Regions from separate parts of the Homo sapiens genome. Here region 2 is linked to region 1. Evidence: read pairs that join two places in POLR2A ChIA-PET (ENCODE). Cell type or tissue: Panc1. All regions are shown on one strand. Links, peaks and the distances in the headings refer to the core of each region. The heading gives the core; the rest is flanking DNA.

Evidence for each region. ChIA-PET counts read pairs that join two places held together with the same protein. Peaks named below come from ENCODE experiments on the same cell type or tissue, not always from the same donor. Only the 100,000 strongest peaks of a DNase experiment are listed, where the experiment ranks them.
Region 2: POLR2A ChIA-PET joins it to region 1 with 11 read pairs; 8 of 35 experiments call an interaction of 5 or more read pairs at or near these places.

Annotation. Positions count from the first base shown.
Region 1 is chr22:39,298,950-39,310,001 of GRCh38, forward strand. No RefSeq gene overlaps it. Among named protein-coding and RNA genes, the nearest start is that of SNORD83B, 9.4 kb to the right of the region's middle. RefSeq lists an enhancer at 9,625-10,824. In Panc1, for the core only: CTCF peaks have their summits at 7,948 (motif pointing left) and 8,159; no DNase peak of the experiment used is centred there; H3K4me3 peaks cover 96 bases; H3K27ac peaks cover 3,098 bases.
Region 2 is chr22:38,849,952-38,859,477 of GRCh38, forward strand. No RefSeq gene overlaps it. Among named protein-coding and RNA genes, the nearest start is that of NPTXR, 11 kb to the left of the region's middle. In Panc1, for the core only: no CTCF peak of the experiment used is centred there; no DNase peak of the experiment used is centred there.

The DNA of each region.
Region 1 (11,052 bases), core at 1,673-9,672:
TTTTTTTGAGATGGAGTTTCGCTCTTATTGCCCAGGCTGGAGTGCAATGGCGTAATCTTGGCTCACTGCAACCTCCGCCTCCTGGGTTCAAGCGATTCTTCTGCCTCAGCCTCCTGAGTAGCTGGGATTACAGGCACCCGCCACCACGCCGGGCTAATTCTTTGTATTTTTAGTAGACACAGGGTTTCACCATGTTGGCCAGGCTGGTCTCGAACTCCTGACCTCAGGTGATCCATCCGCCTCGGCCTCCCAAAGTGCTGGGTTTACAGGCGTGAGCCACCGCGCCCGGCCTCTGGCCCTGTTTTCTAAGTGTTTGGTATGAGTGTCTCACCTTCCTGACCTGGGCTGTGATGGTGCCTCCCCATCAGCCTGGAACCAGATGGAAACCATGAGCTGAGGCCTCCGAGCCCCTGCTCAAAAACCTCCCATGGCTCTGCACGGCTCCAGGACAAAGTCCAATGCAGCCTGGCACTTGGGGGAGGTGGAACATGTGGCTGCACTCCAGCCCCATCCCTTGGTCCCACTGGGCATGGGTATCCCCGAGTTTCTCGCAGCCCTCACCCATCCATCTCTCCCCCTGCAGGCTTGACCCTTGCTGCCCTGTCCCTGTGGCCACTTTCTCTTCTTCCTCTTTCCTGGCCTGTTCAGCCTCCCCTGAGACCGCCTTCCTCCGGGCTCCCTGCCTGGGGTGGGACCCCTCCCCAGCTTGCCTCCCCAGCTTGCCTCCCCAGCCCTCACACCACTGCACAGCACTGGCGGCCTCTCCCTCTGCCTGGCGCCCCCTCCCTGAGGCTGGCCTGGGTCTCGCTCACACTGGATCTTAGACTGACGCCCGTGGTGAATGTGAGCTGACGGCCAAATGTGGGTCTCAGCCGCTCACACGCCTTCATTCATCAAATCCTGGCAACAACAGGAGGTGGCCTGTTAATTAAAATTAGCCAAGCATGGCGGCAGGAGCCTCAGCATGTCCATTTCTCAGATGATGAGACTGAGGCACAGTGTGGTTAAATCACTTCCTCAAGGTCACGCAGGAAGTGGTGCAGCTGGGAATGGAACCCTGAAAGTCCGCTCCAGAGTTTACACGCATCCTGTCCTCTTAGGTCACTCTGCCCCAGGGGAAAAGGACAGAAGCACCCAGCCCCACAGCTCTGCGGAACCAGAACCCCTGTCTGGAGCCCCTGGGCCAGAGACCACCTAGCTCTGCCCCCTGAGGCTCTGAGAGGTCCCTGGTTCCAGAATCCACTGCCCCCCACCCCACAATATACACTCACACAGACAGACATGCAGACACACAAGTCACACACAGACCCAGACACATGCCCTGGGCTCCGGACCGGCTGCAGGAAGCACGCAGCTGCCCGAGCCTTTTTCACTTCAGCTTTTCCTAAATTTGCTTTGAGGAAGTTGCTGCACCTTGGAGTTCTCCCCGGTCTCTCACGCGCTCCAGACCACATCTCCCCCGCCCTCCCTTCTCTGGAAGCCTGGAGAACAGAGACCCAAATAAAGGGCCCTGCCCTAGTGGGACTCGGGGAGACACGCAGTGACCATGACACAGAAGTGCATCCTGCTGCCGGTGGCAGGCGACAGTGCCTGGAACAGAGGAGGCAGAGTGGGGTGCGGGGTCAGGAGCCCTGGGGCAGCAAGGTTGCAGCTGAGAAAGTGGCCTCTGCAAATTTCCAGGGACGAGCATTCCAAGAATCGGGGAGAGCCAGTGCAAAGGCGCCCGAGGCGGTGGCCAGCCTGCTGCATTGCAGGAACAGAGAGGAGACCTGTGTGGCCATGAGGCCTGGGAGGAGCGGGTCCTGGGCACTGTGGTGGCCTGAGCTCTCACTCTGCATCCAGCAGAGCTATGGAGGGTGTGCAGCAGAGGCAGGGTGCAATCTGACAGGGGTTTGTTTGACTCTGGCCGCCGGGTAAAGGATAGATGTGAGCATCAAGAACAGAAGTGGGGCTGGGCACGGTGGCTCACGCCTGTAATCCCAGCACTTTGGAAGGCTGAGGCAGGTGGATCATTTGAGGTCAGTAGTTCGAGACCAGCCTGGCCAACATGGTGAAATGCCATCTCTACTAAAAATACAACAACAACAAAAAATTAGCCAAGTGTGGTGGCAGGAGCCTGTAATCGCAGCTACTCCAGAGGCTGAGGCAGGAGAATCACTCGAACCCGGGAGACTGAGGTTGCAGTGAGCCAAGATTGTGCCACTGCACTCCAGCCTGGGCAACAGAGGGAGACACCATCTCAAAAAAAAAAAAAAATAGAACAGAAGCAGGAAACCAGGCAGGAGGCCAGAGGGGATTGGGTGCTGCTGTTCCACCAGGGCCATGCAGCCCTGACCATCTGGGTGACCCTGGGCAAGTCACCTCATTCATTCTTAGTTTATGCGTGCGTGCCTTCAGGCAATGGGTCTTTCAACAAACGTTCATTGAACTCCTACGATGTGCTCAGCACTGTGCTGGGTGCAGAGGGTACAAAAAAGGCAAGACAGACACAACCCGGGACCCAAGGAGGTCCCCGCTTGGCTGGGAAGATGGACGTGGAGCACAAAGTGGGGAGGGAGAAGCAGAGAGTGCAAAAGAGCAAACATCAGGCAACCCCGATGCAGGTGGGGGTCAGGGAAGGCTTCCAGGAGGAGGTGACATTGGAGCCAAGCCCGGAAGGGCAAGTTGGGGTTCCCACCACAGACAAGAGGGAATGGCATTCTGGGCAGGAAGAATGGCCACACAGGAGCTCTGAGCATTGGCCTCCTGCTTCCCCAAGGGGCTTCCTCTCCTCTACCTCCCCAGGTAGACGAGCCCAGAGGAGCCTGGCTGTGGAGCCCAGTTTCTTCTCCTGTGAAACGGGGGTGACCTTTGTGCCTGCCGCCCCCTTCCTCAGGTGTGAGGAGCAAATGGACCATGCACGACAAGAGCAGGTGCAATGCCTGGCTCATGGGGCACAACGAGCCATGAGATCCACTTCCCACGCCCACCCACCCATCCAGGATGGAGAAGTGAGTACCCTGGGATGAGGTCCAATGGAAGATCTCAGGGAAGGCCTCCCACAGCCCACCCGCAAATATCTCCCTAACTCACTGCCTGCGTGCCTGAAGTCTCTCTCACAAACTCATTCCGAGGTAGGAGGTCGGACTTGACTCCAGAGGCACAGCTCAGACACTGGACCAAATTGAGGACTAGCTAAAACAGGTCGGTGAAGCACCTCCCCCTAAGACACGCCCACCAGTGTGCCATATCAGTTTACCATTGCCATGGCAACTCCCTGAAATTGCCAACCTCTTCTATAGCATTGACCTAACAACCCAGAAGTTGCCCCCTTGTCCTGTAAATTTCTGCATAACCCGCCCCTTCATTTGCATATAATTAAAGTAGGTATAAATATGAGGGCAACCCTGCTTCTGAGCTGCTGGTCTGGGCCCACTGCCTATGGGGTACCCCTGCTCCAGGAAGAGCGAGACCTCTGCTGCTACTGTACACTGTCACTTCAGTGAAAGGTGCTGTTTAACACCATCTGCTCGCCCTTGAATTCTTTCCTGGGAGAAGCCAAGAACCCTCCAAGGCTAAGCCCTAATTTGGCCAGCCCTTTCTTGTCCTGCATCAATCAATTCCTTGGCATCATGAATGCCCACCCTTCCTGTTCAGGTTAACCCTGGCAGGGCATTGCTCAGCCTTCACAGCTCAGCTCAAGCCCCCTCTTTCAGGAAGCCTTCCCTGATTGCTAGAGCCCACAGCATCTCTCTGTCAGTCTTTTCACTCTGTACTTCCTTTGAGCTTTGGAGTCCCAGCCTCACAGCTGAAAGGGCTCTGAGAAATTGTGCAACCCTGCCCTCCCTCAGCCTGAGCCCCCATGCCACAGACAAGGAAACTGAGGCCCAGACAGGCCTCACCAAGCCTGCACCATGAGTTCTCAGGAGAGCTGGCACAGGAGGCCACCCCAGTGCCCATCCCGGTCACTGTCCACTATGCCATGCAGCCAATGCAGACTGGGTTTGCCATTCATTATTTATTTATTTATTTATTTATTTATTGTATTATTATTATTATTATTTTGAAACACAGTATCACTCTGTCGCCCAGACTGGAGTGCAGTAATGCGATCTCAGCTCACTGCAACCTCCACCTCCCGGGTTCAAGCGATTCTCCTGCCTCAGCCTCCTGAGTAGCTGGGATTACAGGCACCCACCACCAGGCCCCGCTAATTTTTGTATTTTTAGTAGAAACGGGGTTTCGCCATGTGGGCCAGGCTGGTCTCAAACTCCTGACCTCAGGTGATCCACCTGCCTCAGTCTCCCAAAGTGCTGGGATTACAGACGTGAGCCGCTGCGCCTGGCCCCATTTGCATGTTTTTAATAAATTATAAAATCCTTCACACATGCCGAAAGAAGGGAACAGCTATCTCTCTGCAACATGGGAATTTCTCTGCAACTTGCCCTTTTTGCTCTGCACTGAGAGGTCCCTCCGTGAGGGGCGTCTGTGACTCCAGCTCCACCTGCACTGCCACGTGACGCTCCCAGGCCGAGGAGACAACGCTGTGCATGATGGCCTCAGGGCCAGTGGACTTTTGGATGGTTTCCAGGCTCATGCTATTGATCAGGTTTTTAAAGATCAAAGTGTAGTGGCCAGTTGTGGTGGCGTCCGTCCGTAATCCCAGCACTTTGGAAGGCCGAGGCTGGAGAATTGCTTGAGCCCAGGAGTTCAAAACCAGCCTGGGTGACATAGTGAGGCCCTGTCTCTACAAAATAATTTTTTTTAAATTAGCCAGGCATAGAGCTGGGCACAGTGGCTCACGCCTGTAATCTCAGAACTTTGGGAGGCTGAGGCGGGCTGATCACGAGGTCAGGAGTTGGAGACCAGCCTGGCCAATATAGTCAAACCCGTCTCTACTAAAAATACAAAAATTAGCTGGGCGTGGTGGCACACGCCTGTAGTCCCAGCTACTCAAGAAGCTGAGGCAGAAGAAATGCTTGAACCCAGGAGGCAGAGGTTGCAGTGAGCTGAGATTGCACCACTGCACTCCAGCCTGGGCAACAGAGCAAGACTCCGTCTAAAAAAACAAATTTGCCAGGCGTGGTGGCATGCACCTGTAGTCCCAGCTACTTGGGAGGCTGGGGCAGGAGGATCACTTGTGCCAGAAGGTCGAGGCTGTGATGAGCCAGGATGGCATCACTGCACTCCAGCCTGGGCAACAGAATAAGACTCCGTCTCAAAAATAAAAAATAAAAAAAGGTCAAAGTCTGCCAACTCCTGAATTCAAGGCCTCGTGTAAAACAAGCTCACCCAAACAGGGGTTTCATAGGAGCGGCTGGTAGGCGCTTCATTCGTCCCTCTGTCCCAGTCTCTTCCACCTCCCAGTTCTTCACTGAGCACCTACTGTGTGCTGGACCCTGCTGGCTGCCAGGCCTGCAGAGGTAACCCTGAGACAGAGGCTGGGGAGGGCCATGGTGGGAGGGCAGCAGCTTTGCAGCTCCAGCCTGTTGCCGCCAGATCACCCTATTGCCTAAAGAAGCTGGAAATGTGAGTTCTGCGTGAAAGCAAAGGTCAGTACCCTTTAATTTTCTTTTGCAACTCTGAGGACCAAACAAAGCATAACTGCGAGCTGGGCTGGCCCTTGAGCTGCCAATTGCCAGCCCAGGCAGCTCTTTTCCACGCACCACACCAGGATTGTAGACAGGGACACCGAGGCACAGGTGGAAGGGCGACTCTGGTGGTCTCGCACGGCTGAGGCACAGCAGCCTGGGATGAGCTGGCAGGCTGCAGCCGCCTAGTGAAGAGCCTTGAATGCCTGTTGGTGCCTAATAAAGGTTGGTAACGGTGACATATGAATACAATTGACCCTCAAGGCTGGGCGCAGTGGCTCACTCCTGCCATCTGAGCACTTTGGGAGGCCAAGGTGGGTGGATCACCTGAGGTCAGGAGTTTGAGACCAGCCTGGCCAACATGGTGAAACACCAACTCTACTAAAAATACTAAAATTAGCTGGGCGTGGTGGTCTGTGCCTGTAATCCCAACTACTCGGGAGGGTAAGGCAGGAGAATCTCTTGAACCTGGGAGGCAGAGGTTGCAGTGAGCCGAGATTACACCACTGCACTCCAGCCTGGGCGACAGAGCAAAAACCTGGATCAAGAAAAAAAAAATACAGCTGACCCTCGAACAACACGGATTTGGACTTGGAGTTTCCACTTCTTTTTTTTTTTTTTTTTTTGAGATGGAGTCTCACTCTTGTCCCCCAGGCTGGAGTGCAATGGCGCGATCTCGGCTCACTGCAACCTCCACCTCTTGGGTTCAAGCGATTCTCATGCCTCAGCCTCCTGAGTAGCTGGGATAACAGGCGCGCGCCACCATGCCCAGCTAATTTTTATATTTTTAGTAGAGACGGGGTTTCACCATGTTGGCCAGGCTGGTCTCGAACTCCTGACCTCAGACGGTCCGCCTGCCTTGGCCTCCCAAAGTGCTGAGATTACAGGCATGAGCCACTATGCCCAGCCAGATTATCTTAATAACATTTTCTTTTCTCTACCTTACTTTATTATAAGACTATAGTATATAATACACGTAACACACAAAATATGTGTTAATCAACTGTTTTCACAGTCAACAGTAAGTTATTGGTAGTTAAGGCCGGGTGCAGCGTCGCATGCCTGTAATCCCAGCACTTTGGGAGGCTGAGGCGGGCGGATCACTTGAGGTCAGGAGTTTGAGACCAGTCTGGCCAACATGGTGAAACCCTGTCTCTACTAAAAATACAAAATTAGCCGGGTGTGGTGGCAGGCACCTGTAGTCCCAGCTACTCGGGAGGCTGAGGAAGGAGGATCTCTTGAACCCAGGAGGCAGAGGTTGCAGTGAGCCGAGATGGTGCCACTACACTCCACCCTGGGCGACGGAGCGAGACTCCGTCTCAAAAAAAAAAAAAGTTACTGAGTGTTAAAATTTTTTTTTTTTTTTTGAGACAGAGTCTCGCTCCATCGCCCAGGCTGGAGTGCAGTGGCGTGATCTCGGCTCACTGCAAGCTCCACCTCCTGGGTTCAGGCCATTCTCCTGCCTCAGCCTCCCAAGTAGCTGGGACTACAGGCACGCACCACCACACCCAACTAATTTTTTTGTATTTTTTTAGTATAGACAGGGTTTTACTGTGTTAGCCAGGATGGTCTCAATCTCCTGACCTCGTGATCCACCCACCTCGGCCTCTCAAAGTGCTGGGATTATAGGCATGAGCCACCGAGCCCGGCCAGTAGTTAAGTTTTAGGGGAGTCAAAAGTTACACCTGGATTTTTTACTGCATGGGGGGTTACTGCCTCGATCCCCACATTGTTCACAGGTCAGCTGTAAATGAATGTGCAATGTGGAGCCAGGGAAGCTGCTGAGGCGGGAGGTCCTGCCTCTGATTAAATGTATATGAGAAACGCTGGGAATAGTGGTTCCCAGGAAGCAAGAGGGAAGCACTGGGCATTGGGCTGGATCTTGTGTCTGTCACTCCAGATCCTCAAGCCGCCCTTTCACCCACTTCTCTGTGCCCCAGGATGCTGACTTCTGGGGACTATATCAACTAAACTCCCTTGCCACTTCCAGCTGGGTTCAGCCATTGGTGTCACCAGCAGAACAGAAGGTTGGGGTCAGTGCTGTGCTGGTAAATGTCTAACAAGCAGCTCCCTGGAGGAATGGCCCTGATCTCTAGTGTCTGCCTGTTTCCCTGATGTAAATATTCCTGCTGCGGGTGGAGATGGTGTCACAGATGGATGGGGGATGACATGGTGTCTTCATCATAGGCTCTGGTGTTGCCAAGCCAGTGTGTCCATAGGCCCTGGGCCATGGGGGAAGATGGCGTGGCGTGTCAATGTCCAGGTGTGTTCCCAGCTGCTGGCATGAGGATGAGCTGGGGCTTTCACACCAGCTGGTCCTCCTCTGTGCTTGGATCCCCATCTATCAAGTGGGGGTGACAGGCAGCTCCTTGCTGCCCCCTGTTGAGGGGTTTCTGTGCAGTAAGGCACACAGTCCTGCCTGGCCCAGTGCCTGGGGCCCGTGAGTCTTCAGTAACAGCGGCCATGGTGGTGACCATCGCCTGGGTCCCTGCTTATGCCCCGGGCTGGCTGACCAGGCTCAAGGATGGCCTGGGGTGGAGGTCTGCTGGAGAAGCCCACTGGGGAGGAGACAGCGGCCAGTAGGATGGGGAAGTTGGCGAGGCAGCTATCTTTAGTGCCTTCCCTCACAGCCGTTTTCCTCTGCCGGGCTAAGCAGGACTCTGGTGGGGACCGGGTGGGGAGGGGTCACTTCTCCATAGTCACATGAAGCCCAGTGACCTGAAGACCAGCTGTGCAGGCTCAGGGCCCAGCAAGGGTGGGGCTGGCTGTGGTACCGGGCTCCAGGAGACCTCATCCGTAAAGAAGCAGGGGCCCACTGTAGGAGCCTGGGAGAGGGTAGGGGGCCAAGGAGCATTGGGGGTCGCAGTGGCTGCTGGGAAACAGTGTCCCTCCAGTCCTCACCCAGAGCTTTCGCAGCCCTCCTGCACCAGGACAGCGTGGTGTGATGGTTGTGCGCTCGTGTCTGGAGCCTGGATTTTATATCCCCGCCTCGCCACTCCAAGAGTCTGACCTCGGAGACTGTGACTTAACCTTGCTGAGCCTCAATTTCCTCCCTGTGAAAACAGAAGTGATGCCGGGGCTCAGTGGCTCACACCTGTAATCCCAGCACTTTGGGAGGCCGAGGCAGGTGGATCACCTGAGGTCAGGAGTTCAAGACCAGCCTGGCCAACATGGTGAAACCCCATCTCTACTAAAAATACAAAAATCAGCCAGGCGTGGTGGCGTGCCTATAATCCCAGCTACTCAGGAGGCTGAGGCACAAGAATCGCTTGAACTCGGGAGGTGGAGGTTGCAGTGAGCTGAGATCGCGCCACTGCACTCCATCCTGGATAACAGAGTGAGACTCTGTCTCAAAAATAAGTAAATAAATAAATAAGGTAACTCTGGGCTGGGCGAGGTAGCTGAACGCTTTTAATCCCAGCACTTTCTGAGGCTGAGGGGGGAGGATTGTTTAAGCCTAGGAGTTCGAGACCAGCCTGGGCAACATGACAAGACCCACTCTCTACAAAAAATACAAATATTAGGCCGGGCGCGGTGGCTCATGCCTGTAATCCCAGCACTTTGGGAGGCCGAGACAGGTGGATCACGAGGTCAGGAGATCGAGACCATCCTGGCTAACACGATGAAACCCTGTCTCTACTAAAAAATAAAAAAAAATTAGCCGGGCGTGGTGGCGGGTGCCTATAGTCCCAGCTACTCGGGAGGCTGAGGTGGGAGGATTGCTCGAGCCTGGGAGGTCAAGGCTGCAGTGAGCCGTGATCGCACCACCGCACTCCAGCCCTAGGCGACACAGTGAGACCCTGTCTCAAAAAATAAAAATAAGGTAACTCTGAAAAGAGTTGAGTACAAACCTTGGCACACCGTAGGTGCTCAACAAATGAGCCCTCTCCTTCACCCTTGAGGCAGCATTCATTGGCTTTACCGACCCCTGGTAGCCTAGAGTGAGGGTGAAGAGATGCCTGGGCTCACGTCCCAACCCCACCAATCATACAGCATCCCTGGGCAAGTTATTCATCCACAAGCCCCAGTTTCTTACTGTAAAATGTGATCATAACAGAACCTGCCTCAAGGAGTGAGCCTGATGACTTTTTCTCTGTGTGAAATGCTCAGTGCCTAATACAGAGCAAGATGCTCACAATGATTGCCGCCTGCTGTCCCGCGCACTGCCTTGACCTGTGAGTGCTGCTGATTGTGGGTGAGCGGCTGGTGAGGTTGGGCTCTGGATGGTTCCTGGATGCTCCCTTCCTCCCTCACTCTCAGGCCCGTGGAGTTACCGCAGCGCCCCCATTATCTGTGGTTTCACTTTCCTTAGTTGCAGTTTCCAGCAGTCAGCCACAGCCTGAAAATATTAAAGAGAAAATTTCAGAAATAATTCATAATTTGACATTGCATGCCATTCTGAGCAGGGTGATGAAATCATGCAGCGATGATCGTGACTCATTCCTCTGTCCAGCGTCTCCGCGCTGCAGGCGTTCCCGCCCGTGAGTCACTTTGTAGCCCTCTTGGTGATCAGAGAGAAAAAGCCTAATCCACAGAGGGTTCCGTACTATCCGCGGTTTCAGGAATCCACGGGGGGTGTCGGAGGGTAGGGGCTACTGTAATTTCCTGCCTCCCGTGAGGTTTGCATCAGGCAGTCTCCTGTCGGTGGCCTGGCCCGGGCTCCTGAGACTGCTCCTGAAAGGGAAAGGGACTTTGGGCTCCTGGGAACTGCCCAGGAGGCAGGGCAGAGGGACCCCCAGAAGTTGCAGCAAGTAGCTGCATTATCAGCTACGAGGTTGAGAACCAAGGGGAGGAAGGTGAGCTGCCAGCTGCATGGGGCTACATCTGGGTGGGGGGACAGAGACAGAGCAGCACAGCCCCTGCCAGCAAGGCTGTCAACGAAGATCTAGGCAGAGAGCAATTTGGGGTGAGCCCACAAGGTGGCGGCCAGCCACTCACCCCTCTACACCCCGTGGCCATCCCCAGGTGAGCTGAGCGAAGTCCCTGGCTCCGTCACACCTTTTAAGGCAAAGGCAGCTCCCGCCACCACCTCCCTGTTCCCACTTGCTCAGAAATTCCCAGCAGGTATTTTTTCTTTTTTTCAGGAGGAATGGAATGGGACTTCTTGTTCTGTCACCGCAGGATTCCGGCGAGGCCTGTCTAGGGGTTCTGGTGAGAGAAAAGCGTGACAGGAAGCGCATGCCAGCAGGCACTTGGAGATGTACCCTTGGTGACATGCACAGGCACGGCAGCCGCCCCACCCACCACAGGCCTCCGCTCGGGACAGCGGGGCACACGCACAATACAGACGAGGCCCAGAGATGCAGAGACCCCCAACAAACCTTCTCCATGCTAGGGAGACAGGAGATCCAGCTGGGAATGAGCCCATATCATGAAGCCCCTCCCTCAGGAGCTCATACCGGAGCCCAGGAGCCTTGTCCCACCCCAGGGCCTTCGCACTCACCATTCCCTGGCGGGAGTGAGTGTTCCAGCACAGGGCTCC
Region 2 (9,526 bases), core at 1,527-9,526, 450 kb before region 1:
GCCAACCCAGCTTGCAGATTTGGGCAGGAAGCAAGGACATCTGTTCCCGCACAGGCTCAGGAGGGGCCGAGAACCAAGGAGGAAACGTGTGTCCACCTTGTGGGGGGCCCTTGGAGTTGGCTGGAAAGTGCGTGCCTGAGTCCAGGCCCAGTAAAGAAAGACCAGAAGGAGTGGCCGGCCAAGGATGCTGTAGGGGCGGGGTGGGGGTGCCCTCACTGTCTCAAGGGCCTCCTGCAGCCCCTGTTTGCTGGCCTATTCCTCCTGCCACTTCTTACTGTACTGGGCTCTCACCTTGGCAGCCCTGGAACTCTACAGTATAATCTTTCCATGTCACAGATGAGAAAATCAAAGCTCAGAGACATTCGGTCATTTGTCCTGAAGCCCCTGGTCTGTGGGGGTACCACTGGCATTTGAACCCGAAGTTGTCAGACTCAGGTTCCCCAGCTCACATTCTGACACTGCCCTTCAAAGGGTGTGTGGACTGGCCCCTGCTGGGTGAGGAGGCAGCCAAGTCCGTCCTGGGAAGCCCCCTCCTCCCCGTACTCTCCCCCTCCACCTCTGGAGTGTGTCTCAAAACTGCCACCATGGCCCCCTCCTTGGCTCACCAGTGGTCCCAGCACCAGTTTCTGTTGCACTGTCTGTAACTTGTGTTTCCCCAATGAGGCTGTGGACTCCTCAAGGCCTCAAACCTTATGTTCTTCATATGTGGGTCACTGGCACCCAGGGCATGTCCAGGGTACATTTGATTCCTCCTGCCCAATGGACCCTAAGGAATGGTGGCCACCTCTGCAGCTCCTCTAGGAAAGGCATTTTCAGGTGGCTCCCAGGGTTCTACAGCCACTGCACTTGGAGACAGGGAAGCTGAGTCCTAGGGCTCGGGGAAACTTCCTTTCCTCATCTGTAAAATGGGTATGCATAAACCTAACCTGCCTATGGTGAGGTAGGGGCACCTGAGATCTCACCTGGGTGGCCATTCGTGTGTGTCCAGCGAGGAATCAAGGGTGCCTGGTAGCTCCTCCTCAAATACCATCTGTCTCCTGATCTAGCTCAAGTACCCAAGGTGAGCCCTAGAAGTGGGGGGCAGGTGGAGAGATTCCACAGGTTGGAAGAAGGGACTACACATGAAGCCAGGGTGGGGTGGGCAGCGCTGCCAGCTGGGCCCCTCCCTGCTCCTGCCCGTCGAGCTTGCCAGCCCGCAGGCCCACCTTGGGCTGGGTCCAGGCTTGGTTCTTTCTCTTCTCTGAGGTTTGCCTGCCACCAGCACTAGCCACAGCCACTTAAGAAGACACCTCCCTCTCCAGCCTCCCACCACACACGAGGCTCCCTAGCTACTCAGCCTTGAAGGGGTGAGGGACCAGGAGCATTTTTTTTTTTCTCAGCTCCTTTGCAACACTACACTTTGGCATGGGTACTTGGTCTCCATTGTCCTCAGCTTTGGGGGTCTGGGCTGCAGGGGGGCAGCAGGGCTGGAGAGGAAGGAACGGATCCGAGTGACATTTCCACTAAGGGGTCAGTTAGTCACAAACGCTGATGGCTGGCTGGAAAGGAATGAGTCAAACACAAGGCCTGGGGTTCAGGCCCCATCAGGGAAGCAGATGAGTCAGGCAGCCTGTTGGGGGGTGCACTTTGCAGTCGGGAGATTGGTTTTAAACGTGGAGTTTGAGGGCATTGCATCAAGGTGGAGTGGAGTAATTGAAATATGGACTTTGAAGTCAAGGAGTTGGATTTTAATCCCAGCTGCACAACTTACTAATAGAGTCACCTGGAGCAAATGACTCAGCCACTCTCTCCGGCTTCCTTGGCTGCACCACGGGAGGATTTATGCAAGAGTGAAATGCGAGTGTGCAGCTCAGAGCCTGGCTCGTGTAGCGCTCAGCAGAGCTCCCTGCAATTCCAGGAGGAAGGGGGTATTACGATCCTTTCCCATTTCATAGATGGGGAAACTAAGGCACAGAACAGATACGCACATATTCCCAGGGCCCTGTACAGCCAGGCTGTCCAGCTCCAGTGACTGTGCCCTTAACCACGGTGCCATGCACAGAACGGTGTTGGCGTGGTGGTTAAGGATGATCGCATGGGGTCAAATCCTGGCTCTACCACTCCAGAATTTCTAAGCAAGTAATCACATTTCTGAACCTCAGTTCCCTTATCTGTATGTTGTGGGTACTGTGCTCTCTGGTGCTACGGTTAGAATATTTGTCCCATCCAACACTCATGTTGAAGTTTAATCCCCAGTGTGGGGGCATTGAGAAACGGGGCTCTTAAGAGATGATTGGGTCATGAGGGCTCCGCTTTCATGAATGGGTTAATCCATTCATAGATTAACGGATTAATGGGTTATCATGGGAATGGGGCTGTGGTTTTATAAGAAGTAGGAGGGAGACATGAGGTAGCACTCTCAGCCCCCTCACCCTGTGATGCCCTGTGCCACCTCGGGACTCTGTAGAGTCCCCACCAGCAAGAAGGCCCTCACCAGACACAGCCTCCTTGACCTTGAGCTTCTTAGCCTCCATAACTGTAAGAAATAAGTTCCTTTCCTTTACAAATTACGCAGTATCAGATATTCTGTTATAAGCAACAGAAAACAGACAAGGACATCTGGGTTGTGGGTATTTAATGAATTGGTTAGTGTAAAGTCCACTCTGTACGTGTTAGCTATCCTTAGAGTAATTCTGAGTTGGGAAGGATAATTAGAGGGAGCCCCCTCCCCCATTTTATAGGAGATGATACAGAGACCAGAGAGGGTGATTGACCAGGCTGAGGTCACACAGCTGGAAGAGCTGGGACTCAAGCCACTGTTTTCCTACTCACCTCAAGCTGTTACATGGGAGGAGGACATCAAGAATTGGTGAGCAGATAGCTGGGATGCCAGACTGGAAGTCAGAATTGTGGTCATATCTGGACACAGAGATCTAGAAGGTGTTTCTTCTTACTCACCATCTCCTTTAATCCAAATAAGCCTGCCAAGTAGGGGGTCCTAGTCTCCTTCCCAGCTGAGGAGCACTGAGGCCTGGAGAAGTGACCGAGAGGCTGCAAACCAGGCCGCCTGTCTCATGGACAAGGGTCTCTTTATGGTGCCTGAGTTTGAAAGGCAGGCAGGCAGGCAGATGAGCCCCCCAGAGGGAACCAGAGATGATAAGAGCAGAAGCCTTCTACAAGGGCACCACTGCACAGAGACCAAGCCGTGTGTGCCAGCAGGGACTGCCAAGGGAGCTAGCGAGTGACGATCGTTTTAATGAGTCCCCTTGGGGGACAGGGTCCACATTTGCCTTTTCCAAAGTGTGTCCTGTTTCCTTGCTCACGGCTGGGAGTATCTGAGCCTTTACCGAGAACTCCTAGGGATATCCAGATCTTCTCTGAAAGAGCCTGTTGCTGGCGCTGCAGTTTCAGGCCCTGAGGCGTGATAGGCAGGATAAGCTGGTGGGGGGCTTGTCCTTATTTCACAGGACTGAGGACCCCTGCCACCCGGCTTTGTTCTGTTTCCATCAGCCCACCCTGGCTCCGCACCGATGTTTCCCAGGCCCTTGTGTTCATAAAGGCTGATTGCTGGCGGCCGTCATTTAAATGGAGGCTCATGTCTTTGTCAAGCTCTGAGCTCACTCATCCTTTGGAAAAGACAGAAAAGACTTTGGTACCAATTTGCTCTAATGAAGGCCACATCCCTTCTAGAGGGATCAGAGGGGGACCTGTTCCCATCCAGCTTTAAGTCAGATTGGCTGTGCGCCCCCTGCGTGTCTGCTCGCTATTAGGAATGTTCACATTCATCTTTGAATCTCATTGTCCTAAAGATTTCAGAAGGTTGGGGAGGGAGCAAGATGCAGGGGAAAGAGAGCTCTGGGTTACTGTCCGGATAGATGAAGTTTTGGGTTTTAGTTATCTTTTTGCTATTGATTTTGTTTTGTTTTTCAAATTTTTAATCATAGTAAAATATGTTACAATAACAAAATTTACCATCTTAACTGCTATTGATTTTGTTTTGTTTTTCAAATTTTTAATCATAGTAAAATATGTTACAATAACAAAATTTACCATCTTAACCACTCTTTTTATTTTTTAGAGGCAGGGTCTTGCTCTGTCACCGAGGCTGGAGTGCAGTGTTACGATCATGACTCATTGCAGACTTGACCTCCCAGGGTCAAGTGATCCTCCCACCTCAGCCTCCTGAGTAGCTGGGACTACAGGCACACACCACCATGCCTAGCTGATTTTTCTATTTTTTGTAGAGATGGGGTTTCGCCATGTCGCCTAGGGTGGTCTCAGACTCCGAGCCTCAAGTGATCCACCCCTCAACCTCCCCAAGTGCTGGGATTACAGGCATGAGCTACTGCCCTCAGCTCCATCTTAACTATTTTTTTTTTAAATTTTATTTTAAGTTCTGGGATACATGTACAGAATGTGCAGGCTTGTTATATAGGTATACATGTGCCATGGTGGGTTGCTGTATCTATCAACCCCTCATCTAGGTTTTAAGCCCCGCATGCATTAGCTATGTGTCCTGATGCCTCCCTCCCCTCCACCCCTTGACGGGCCCTGGTGTGTGTTGTTCCTGTCCCTGTGTCCATGTGTTCTCATTGTTCAACTCCCACTTATAAGTAAGAACATACAGTGTTTGGCTTTCTGTTCCTGTGTTAGTTTGCTGAGGATGCTGGCTTCCAGCTTCATCCATGTCCCTGCAAAGGACATGATGTCATTCCTTTTTACGGCTGTGTTACCCATTCTTAAGTGTACAGTGGAGTGGCATTACATACATTCACATTGTTGTGTAACCATCACCACCATCCATCCCAGAAGTCTTTTTGTCTTGTAAAACTGAAATTTCAGGCCGGGCACGGTGGCTCACGCCTGTAATCCTAGCACTTTGGGAGGCCAAGGCGGGTGGATCACGAGGTCAGGAGTTCAAGACCAGCCTGGCCAACATGGTGAAACCCCGTCTCTACTAAAAATACAAAAATTAGCCAGGCGTGGTGGCGCATGCCTGTAATCCCAGCTACTCAGGAGGCTGAGGCAGGAGAATCGTTTGAACCTGGGAGGCAGAGGTTGCAGTGAGCCGAGATCACACCATTGTACTCAAGCCTGGGCGACAGAGTGAGATTCCGCCCGTCTCAAAAATAAATAAATAAGTAAATTGGCCGGGCACGGTGGCTCATGCCTATAATTCCAGCACTTTGGGAGGCCGAGGCGGGCGGATCACGAGGTCAGGAGATCAAGACCATCCTGGCTAATACGGTAGAACCCTATCTCTACTAAAAATACAAAATAATTAGCTGGGCATGGTGGTGGGTGCCTGTAGTCTCAGCTACTAGGGAGGCTGAGGCAGGAGAATGGCATGAACCTGGGAGGCGGAGCTTGCAGTGAGCCGAGACTGTGCCACGGCACTCCAGCCTGGGCGACAGAGCGAGACACCGTCTCAAAAAAAAAAAAAAAAAGTAATAATAATAATAATAATAAATTTAAAAATAAATAAATAAAACTGAAACTTCATACCCATTAAACACTAACTCCACATCCTTCCTCCTCCTAAGCTCCTGACAACCACCATTCTACTGTCTCTGTATGATTTTGGCTACTCTAAATATCTCATGTAAGTGGAATCATACAGTATATGTCTTTCTTATGACTGGCTTACTTGACTTGGCATCATAGCCTCAAGGTTTGTTCATGTTGGAGCATATGTCAGAATGCCTTTCTTTTTGTGTATGTGTATTGCCTTTCTTGTATGTGTATGTCATCTTTTGCTTCTCCATTCTTCCATTGATGGACACTTGAGTTGCTTCCACATTTAGCTATTGTGAGTAACGCTTCTATGAACATGGGTATACAAATATCTTCTCCAGACTCTGCATTCAATGCTTTTGAGTATATATCCAGGAGTGGAATTGCTGGATCACATGGCATTTTTAATTTTTTGAGGAACCGCCATACTGCAGCAGCTATTCTATTTTATATTCCTACCAACAGTGCACAAGGGTTCCAAGTTCTCCACATTCTTGCCAACATTTATTTTTTTAAATAGTAGCCATCTTAATAGGTATGAGTTGGCATCTCATTGTAGTTTTGATGTACATTTCCCTAATGGTTAGTGATGTTGAGTATCTTTTCATGTGACCTTTGACTCTTTGTATATCCTATTTGGAGAGCTGTCTATTCAAGTTCTTTGCCTATTTTGAATCAGGTTTTGGTTTTTGTTGTTGCTGTGTTTTAGCAGTTCTCTATGTGTTCCGGTATCAGTCCCTTATCAAATACATGACTGGCAAATGTTTTCTCCCATACTGTGGGTTGACTTTTTACTCTGTTAATAGTCTCTTAATGCACAAAAATTTTTAAATTTTCATGAAGTCCAACTTATCTATTTTTTTCTTAGTTGCCTGTGCCTTTGGAGTCATATCCAAGAAATCTTTGCCAAATCCAGTGTCATGAAGCTTTTGCCCTATATTTTCTTCTCAAAGTTTTTTAAAGTCTTACATTTCAGTCTTTGATTCATTTTAAGTTTTGTATATGGCATTAGGTAAGGATACAACTTCCTTCTTGTGTATGTGGATATCCAGTTTTCCCAGCACTGAAAAGACTGTCCTTTCACCATTGAATGGTTTTGGCACCCTTGTCAAAAATCATCTGACCATACATGTGAAGGTTTATGGTGGGATCTCCTTTCTATTCCTTTGGTCTATACGGCCAACTTTATGCCAGTACAACACTGTTTTTATCACTATTTGCTATTGATTTTTAATTAATTACACATGATCTGAGATGCCAATTTCTTGAAATTTATTGAGACTTGCTTTATCTCCTGCTATATGATATACATGACAATTTTAGGAAAACTTTTTTTTCTTTTTTTTTCCCTGAGACGAAGCCTCACTCTGTCTTCCAGGCTGGAGTACAGTGGCGCGATCTCGGCTCACTGCAACCTCTGCCTCCCGAGTTCAAGTGATTCTCCTGCCTCATCCTCCCGAGTAGCTGGGATTACAGGCATGTGCCACCATGCCTGGCTAATTTTTGTATTTTTAGTAGAGATGGGGTTTCATCATGTTGGCCAGGCTGGTCTCGAACTCCTGACCTCAGGTGATCTGCCCACCTTGGCCTCCCGAAGTGCTGGGATTACAGGCATGAGCCATTGTGCCTGGCAGTTTTAGGACATCTTCAATGCATGTTTGAAAATAACGTGTTGGGTGCAGGATTCTGTATGTACTGTTGGTTGTTTTGCTATTTGTCTTTGTGGCTTGCGTGTTTTTGTAATTTTGGATAGTGAGCTCACATTTACAATGGTTTTATCTGTGAGAATCCTGTGTGGCCTTTACTGTGGGTAGGGCTATCCACAGAGGCTTGCATTTGCTACTAGTAGCCACATGTCTGTGGTGTAACTCGCCCCAGGTTTTTTTCTTATATTAATTTCTATACTTGGGAGTCCTGGGACCATATGGGTAATACAAATTCAAACCTCAAATGTGTGTTAGTGAAGGTCTAGAGTTAAAATTTCTCAAGAGATCATTCTTTTCAAATTTTTTCCAGCCGAGCCAGAAATGAGACTACAACTTTTTTGTCTTTTCCCTTTGTGAAAGGGTGATTTTTCCCCACCATTTGCTTTTTTCATTGAGGATATGGGTCCAGTTTTATTCTGGTTCCAAATTTCTGCTGGCAAGGGTCCCAGGCCTTGTCTCCTATCCCTCCCTCCACAGGTATAAAATCCAAGCTCCTTTGGTTACCAACATTAGCAAAAGCCACCACCTCCCACGCCCATCTCCTGCCTCCCTTTGCCACCCATAGGCCCACCCTGTAGGACAGCCAAAGAATAAACACCTGCTTGTCACTGTGATTTTTGGCTTTTCTCTTTGTTTTTGGTCCCTGGGGATTTTTTTTTTTTTTTTAATCTCGGAAACTCAGTTGGGTATTTGAAAGAATGTTTATGTTTTACCCAGTCTTTAAGTATAGACAGAAGGTTAGCAGGACAGAAGGTTCTATCTTTTCATGCCTCAGACCTGGGTTCCATTCTCTCTGCCTCTGAGTGATTTTGCAGAGCATCCCCACCCTACAACTCTCAGGCCTCGCCTTGCACCTATCCAATGGGGTTAATCATTCCCCAGCCTCACCTCATGGGGGCTGCTCATGGAGATAAAAGGTATGAGATTGATGGGGTAGAGGCGGGCGGCAAGGGGCTGGACATTAACCCCTGGAATTTCCAGTGGCTTCCAGAGCTAAGCACCTATGTCCGTGGTGGTGCTTCCAGGATGGCTGGTGACCAGTCATCTCAGAGATGAGGTGCACTAAGGGACAAAGACCCTTCAGCAGATTTGTCCAGCAGTGCCTGGGTGGGCAGGAGCTCGCTCTGAGCCTCAAATCCATAGATGAAAATCCCTCCAGGACCCTATGGCTGATTTACTCCCAATGTGTCCCTGGAAGCTGTGTCCTCCACCAGGTTCTCCACCTGAGAAGAATGCACTCACTCACTCCTCTGCCTATACCACATACCCAGGTGCTTCTTCGAAAAGGCTTTTATACAAGCTCTCAAAGGCAGTCCCTCACCAAATTCTAAATATTCCAAACATCCCATCCACTCTGGCCACTTTCTGTTGTCCCCACTGCCTCAGGCCTCATTATCCTCGCCAGGGTCATTTCGAGTCTCGCCCTGGAGTGGCCTCTGTCCCTCCTGGGACTCCCTCCTGAGCTCACAGCTTCCCTGGCTGATGCTCAGCGCGTGTGGATGTCTGGAGGCCAGGACGGGGCCTCCCCCTGCTGCTTCCTTTGTGACCCCACCGCTGTGGATCAGGTGTCCTTGTGCTCGGCCTCTGCAGGCCACCAGGCCTTTTTGAAGTCTGTCCTCCCAGAAGCCAGCAGCCTGAACAAAGAGGGCACAGAATCAGCTCGCAGACCTGTTAGCTGGCTTGGGGGGGGGCTGGGCAATTTGATGTGGCCTCTGTCACCTCCCTATTCACTCCAGGCATGGCTTGACATGGACCAAAAAATTTCAACTTTTAGCTTTTAAAAAGCAACCAAGGGCTGGGCATGGTAGTTCATGCCTGTAATCCCAGCACTTTGGGAGGCTAAGGCAGGTGGATCACGAGGTCAGGAGTTCAAGACCAGCCTGGCCAACATGGTGAAACCCCGTCTCTACTAAAAATACAAAAATTAGCTGGGCGTGGTGGCATGTGTCTGTAATCCCAGCTCCTCGGGAGACTGAGGCAGGAGAATTGCTTGAACCCAGACCCAGGAGGCGGAGGTTTCAGTGAGCCAAGGTTGCACCCCTGCACTCCAGCCTGGACTACAGAGCAAGACTCTGTCACAAACAAACAAACGTAACCAGGTAATTTTGCAAAAATAGTCATCCACATCCCATCCCATCCCCCTACTCCTTGGCTTGCCCCACCCCTGAGCTTCATCCCACCGCTGACCCTTAACCCTGGGAGGAGGCCCAGGAATAGGACAAGGAAGGGGTGGGGGCCAGGCAGGCACCCCCCTCTCTAAGCCGAGTCAGCTCGCTCTCGGGCAATTGCTTGGTATTGCCCAGTCCTCTTCACAAACTGTTCAGTTC